Regions from separate parts of the Homo sapiens genome. Here region 1 is linked to region 2. Evidence: chromatin loops called from intact Hi-C (ENCODE). Cell type or tissue: K562. All regions are shown on one strand. Links, peaks and the distances in the headings refer to the core of each region. The heading gives the core; the rest is flanking DNA. Region 1 overlaps ULK4 (unc-51 like kinase 4). Region 2 has its middle 55 kb from the start of ZNF621.

Region 1 (2,803 bases), core at 255-2,754, 740 kb before region 2:
AATTAGCTGCAAACTTGTATTTAAGAATCGAATTTGAAGAGTTGTCTGTATTGATTTATGAGGTATAATGGTACTACTCGTGATTGGAATGCTGTAAATTTGCTGCCTACAGAGAGAATGAGAAAGATCAGAGCAGTCTGTTCTTGGGGAGCCCCCCCCTGCCCATGCTTATGGTGTGCTAAAGCCAATGGTCCTAGCCAGTGGAGGTCCAGGAGCCCAAACATTGTGTAGAGTGATTTTTCCTGGGATATGATAAAGACCTGATTTTATTTTATCATACATATAATTCATTACTTATCCATTTGTTTATACATGCATTCATATACATATAATTTATTTATATCTATATATCTATTACTTATTTATTTATTTATTTTGAGATGGAGTCTCGCTGTGTCACCCAGGCTGGAGTGCAGTGGTGCAGTCTCGGCTCACTGCAACCTCCACCTCCCTGGTTCTAGCAATTCACCTGCCTCAGCCTTCTGAGTAGCTGGGATTACAGGTGCCCACCACCATGCCTGGCTGATATTTTTTGTATTTTTAGTAGAGACAGGGTTTCACCATGTTGGCCAGACTGGTCACGAACTCCTGACCTCAGGCAATCTGCCCACCTCAGCCTCCCAAAGTGCTGGGATTACAGGCATGAGCCACTGTGCCCTGCCTATTATATATTTTATATATAAAATAAAATCCATCCTTTTATTAAAAACACCCTCTTCAGTGTCATAAACTTTTCTCCTCACATGCAGTTTTAGTCTCTTTGAAACCATTTTCACCAAAACAATAACGTATATTCTAGAATTTACTGAATGGATAAGTGTTTGCATCAAAAGTATGTGTTTATCACATAACAGCATGAAATCTGATTTCCTTTTGATAAATGGAGTTCAATTCTGATCTTTCTTTTAGGAAACCAGTGAAGTATTTATATTTAGGTTTTGAAAAGTTTTTTCTGTCTCCAGTTTACCTGTAGCTCATTTTCATTCTTCAAACTCCCCAGATACCCCCACCTCCTGGGTTTCTTTTCTGAGTGAACAACCTCTGATATTGTCATTTTTTTTGAAAAGGGGTGGTTATCTTTGTAATTTCTGGGAGAATATTGCCATTATACCCATCTTTTAGTCACTAGGGACTGAGCGTATGATGTCAAGCTGTACTTTAATGAAAAACATATCATTTAAAGCATCAGAAAATTGTAGGTTACACTGTGAAGAAATCAGGGACATTCTCACCACCGTAACAGGCCCTACTGGTCCTCCCCCATCTTCCTGCTGGTGTAGATGATCTCATTTGGCTGGGTAGTTACCTTCTTTGGAAAGACGGTCATGGTCATTTGTTTTTACTCTCGTGGTGCCTATGTTTTTCCAACTTAATGTTTTAGTATACTTCCTCCACTCAAGAGTGAAATGTGCATAGTTTATCATGAGGCGCTGGTTGGAAAACAAGAAAACCAAAAGAGACTCTCCTAAGATCACAATGTACAAGATGAAGAAGGAAGATGCCGTTGTATTGCCTGTGATGAGAGGAGAGAAAAATGCTGGCAGGTGGAGGCCCAGAGAGAGAAGGTGACCTTCCACTCAAACCTTTGCTTTTGTTTATGTTGTTCCCCCATCATGCTTTCCACTTGTTCAAACCCCCTCTGTCCTTCACAGCCCATGGCCACTTCCACCTGCCTTCTGAATAGGTGAGCAAGCCCCCTCCCCTTGTCTGCACTCTAAGTGCCTGCTTCTCTAATTGGCAGTGAATCCTCTCTACCTGATGGTAGTTTTATCTGATTCTTGAGCTTTTACTAACTTCATATTTTCTTTTCCTGGCAAAATAAGGCATGGATCCTTTGTATAGTTCTGTGCATAGAGTATATAGGCCTTTGTGTACACAGAGTACACAGACATTTGTATAGCTCTGTGCAGAGTAGACACTCAGTAAATGCAGTGAATTGGATAAAAGATCTCATAAAGGAAGCAGGTGTTCAGTGGTCCCCCTCAGACAGTTTAGCTTTCTTATTTGCAGACAACTGATTAATGGCCTTTGCACAGTAGGTGTATAGTGACACAACTAGATGTCTCCTTCCTAGGAGCAAGGCCTACATCTTCTTTATGTCCCTTTGGGTCCTGAGCACAAGCTGGGCACACCAGAGTCTCAGAACCTGCTCAGTGAATTGAAAGGAAGAGAATGGGCTGCCTTCTTGATGCTAAGGCCCCAGCTGAAGTAACCATGACCTCAGAACCCTGAGCTTGGGCTGACCTGGCTTCCTGCTGGGCTGGTCCTGCAGTGACAGGCATAATCCCTTAAAGTGAAATAACAGAAATGCTGCTGGATCATGAAAAAGCTGAAGATAACCAGGTGCAAGCTTCGGTGCCTTCTCAGTTTATGAACCCAGGGAAGTAACTGACCTATGCCATTCACAAAAAAGGGGAAACATTTCAAATCTATTTATTTTTCTATTTTTTTTAAATCCTAAAGTCTCTCTATGCCTTGGTGCTTTTAAATTGCAGTTTTTGCTTGTTACTTTCTGTTGACTCAATAGAAACACCCTTAATGCAACCCCCTTACACTGTGTCTGCTTTTTACTCCATCTGTAAGCACTCGTGGGAGTGAGATTTGGACAGGACACTGGGAGGGGGGTCGGGGGCAGAAGGCAAAGCTATGTGCATGGGTGTGGGTTTCCTGGATCAGCTCCTGGCCAGCTGGTAAAGAATTTGCTTTCTATGGTGTAGTAGTGCTGAGACCAATGAAGATCTTTAGTCAGTAGTATAAACCCTAATTAGCAAAAATCTTCATTTCTCTGTTGTATAGCTAAATT
Region 2 (2,803 bases), core at 174-2,673:
AGAAGTAGATGGGGCGTGGAGAACAGCTGGGCCCAAGCAAGGGCCTTGAGGCTGGAGGCGAATACAAAGGGAGGTGAGAACCACAGGGAGAACTACTTTTAAGCCTCCATCTGGTAACAAATGAAAATGTGGAAAGTAAGGCACATGGATTTCCATTGCAGCAACATGTCTTTGAGCAGGAGAGGCCATCTGTGGGTAGTAGTGAGGCCCCTGATTTCAAAGTTTGAAGCAACGAACCTCCATTTCAAGCCCCCTTTGCCACAAACTAGCCTGCAAGAGATATAGAAGCACCTGCCTTACAGGATATGGGAAGATTTCTGAATGACAAAATACTTAGAACCATGCCTCGCACATGAAAAATGCTGTCTAGGAGGAGGAGGAGGCATAAATAGCACAACAGAGGACTTGGCACCACAAGTGGAGCTGCAATAAGCATATAGAGCACTTCCCAGTTTGCAAAGCCCTCTTGATTCTGTTCTTACATGTGTTGCTCACAGCAGCCCTACAAGGCACAAGCTGTCCCCACATCACAACATGAAAACACTGACATTGTGAAATGACAAGAGATTTGCTAGTCATTCACATGGATTTCCCAATGGATATCAAAACAGGGCACCAGGAAAGGAGAAAAAGAGAATAGGTCTGATGAGCCCAAGCAGAATTTTGCCACAAGGAAATTTAGAAAGATGCTTCCTTGCCAGTTGGCATCATGCATGTTTTGGGGTCTTGTAGGGCCAGTGTTGTGTTTTACACATGTGGGAAAAAGGTGAGGTACCATAATCATTTCAAAGTCCAAATACAGCTGTTTGTGTACCCCCACAGATAAATGCAGGCAAAGCAAAGGTAAGAGCCCAGGCTCCTAATTCCAGCTTCCCTGATGGTTTCAGGGCACAGAGACCTCATGGAGCCAACAATGACATTCAGCCCAGGATTTGCAAATGGACCTAGGCAGATCTTAGCAGGCCTGCAAGTGGGATTGTCATCCTGCTTGTGTCCAAGGCCTCCTGCCTCCATCCTGGTTTCTGTTAGAGATGTGAGCACAGTCACCTACCCTCTGTGCTAATGCAGCCTCTGCCAAACCCTTAAACTGAGGGTTTATGCCTGCATCTGAGCTCCACCTAGTGGCAGATGTTGGGCATGGCGTCCAAGTATGCGTTTCCTTTCAGGACCACCCCCCTCCATTTAGAGTCATATAGTGTAAAATAGACACTTTTGACTCAGCACATCTGTGACCTGGACCCTTTGTAACCACATTCATATAACCTTCCCTTTGCTGGTCCCTTAGCTTTATGTATGCTGGGCAGCCTGAAGGCATTAACCTGGCCAATTGTAAACCTAGCCAGAGATTGTGTGAGCGTCCTTCCTACTCCCCTTAAAGCCTTCGGCTCTATGATGTTCCAAAGGCGTGATTTGGGCTGACCTAGCAGCCACATGGCATAATGGAAAGAATACAAAAGTAGGGATCCAAAGACATGAGTTCTAATTCCACCATCTCAACTAGAGAGCTGGATGGACTTGGATAAGTCATCCAAGTGCCCCAAATCCACTTTCCCATCAGTAAAACTGGGATAACAATACCCATCATTGACATCACATGTTGTGACATATGTGCTAAACTGACACGTGATACTTCTCAGCAAGAAGCCAGCATATAATTCAAGAGAGTTTCTACACCTTTTTAAGAAATGGGTAGCAATCTGTGTGCCCGGTTCTTCCTTGCCTTTGCACATGCTGGTTTCTCTGCCAGACGTGCCCTTATCCCCACTCCTCCCAGCTAACTCCTCCCTCATGCACTAGGGTGAAAGTCTTCCCTCACCCTACTTCACCTTGCCTCTGGGCTCCCTTAATATACTGTTAGGGGGTTCATCACCCTTTGTTGTACTCATTTGCTTCTTGTGTCTTTCCCCAACTAAACTGCATCCTCTTGGAGGGCAACTAAACTGTTCACTCTTGTATCACTGCTGCCCAGCACGAAGCCCAATATATGGTAGGCTTTCAATCCTCCTTTGTGTGGAATGACTTAAAAAGTGAACTAAATAAACAAGCAGTACTGCAGGCTCCTGAAGATTCCTCCTATGTATTCTTTCAGAGTCCTACTTGTTTTAGATCTGCAATTCACCTGGAATTGAGTTTGGTGTATGTGTGAGGCAGAGATAAAGACAGACTTTTTATATGTAGATATACAATACACCCAACACTGTTATTTTAAAAAAACAACCTGGTCAAGCACAGTGGATCACACCTGTAATCCCAGCATTTTGGGAGGCCAAGGCGGGCCGATCACCTGAGCTCAGGAGTTTGAGACCAGTCTGACCAACATGGAGAAACCCCGTCTCTACTATAAATACAAAATAAGCTGAGTGTGGTAGTGTGCCCCTGTAATCCCAGCTACTTGTGAGACTGAGGCAGGAGAATAGCTTGAACCCGAGAGGCGGAGGTTGCAATGAGCCAAGATAGCGCCATTCCACTCCACCCTGGGCAACAAGAGCAAAACTCCATCTCAAAAAAATAAATAAAATAAAAAATACAACCTTTCACCACTATACTGTAGTGTCACCTTTGTCATAAATCAGGTGGCTATATAGGTGTTTTTCTGGTTTCTGGACTACCTGTTGTGTCCCATTGGTCAGTTCATCATCCTGCCTCCTAAGGCAAAGACCCTGCTACAGCCCAGGTGTGGTGCCTCACACCTGTAATCCCAGCACTTTGGGAGACCGAGGCGGGTGGATCACAAGGTCAGGAGATTGAGACCATCCTGGCTAACACGGTGAAACCCCGTCTCTACTTAAAAAAAATACAAAAA

What was found. A loop is a pair of places that touch in the nucleus more often than their neighbours do. Peaks named below come from ENCODE experiments on the same cell type or tissue, not always from the same donor. Only the 100,000 strongest peaks of a DNase experiment are listed, where the experiment ranks them.
Region 1: a loop joins it to region 2, with 4 times the contacts of the local background. A loop is called at or near these places in 2 of 110 quality-filtered maps.

What each region holds. Positions count from the first base shown.
Region 1 is chr3:41,323,493-41,326,295 of GRCh38, reverse strand. All of the region lies in intron 35 of ULK4 (unc-51 like kinase 4), which reads left to right. Among named protein-coding and RNA genes, the nearest start is that of CTNNB1, 130 kb to the right of the region's middle. In K562, for the core only: no CTCF peak of the experiment used is centred there; no DNase peak of the experiment used is centred there.
Region 2 is chr3:40,579,018-40,581,820 of GRCh38, reverse strand. No RefSeq gene overlaps it. Among named protein-coding and RNA genes, the nearest start is that of ZNF621, 55 kb to the right of the region's middle. In K562, for the core only: a CTCF peak has its summit at 1,121 (motif pointing left); a DNase peak (open chromatin) is centred at 1,110; H3K27me3 peaks cover 915 bases.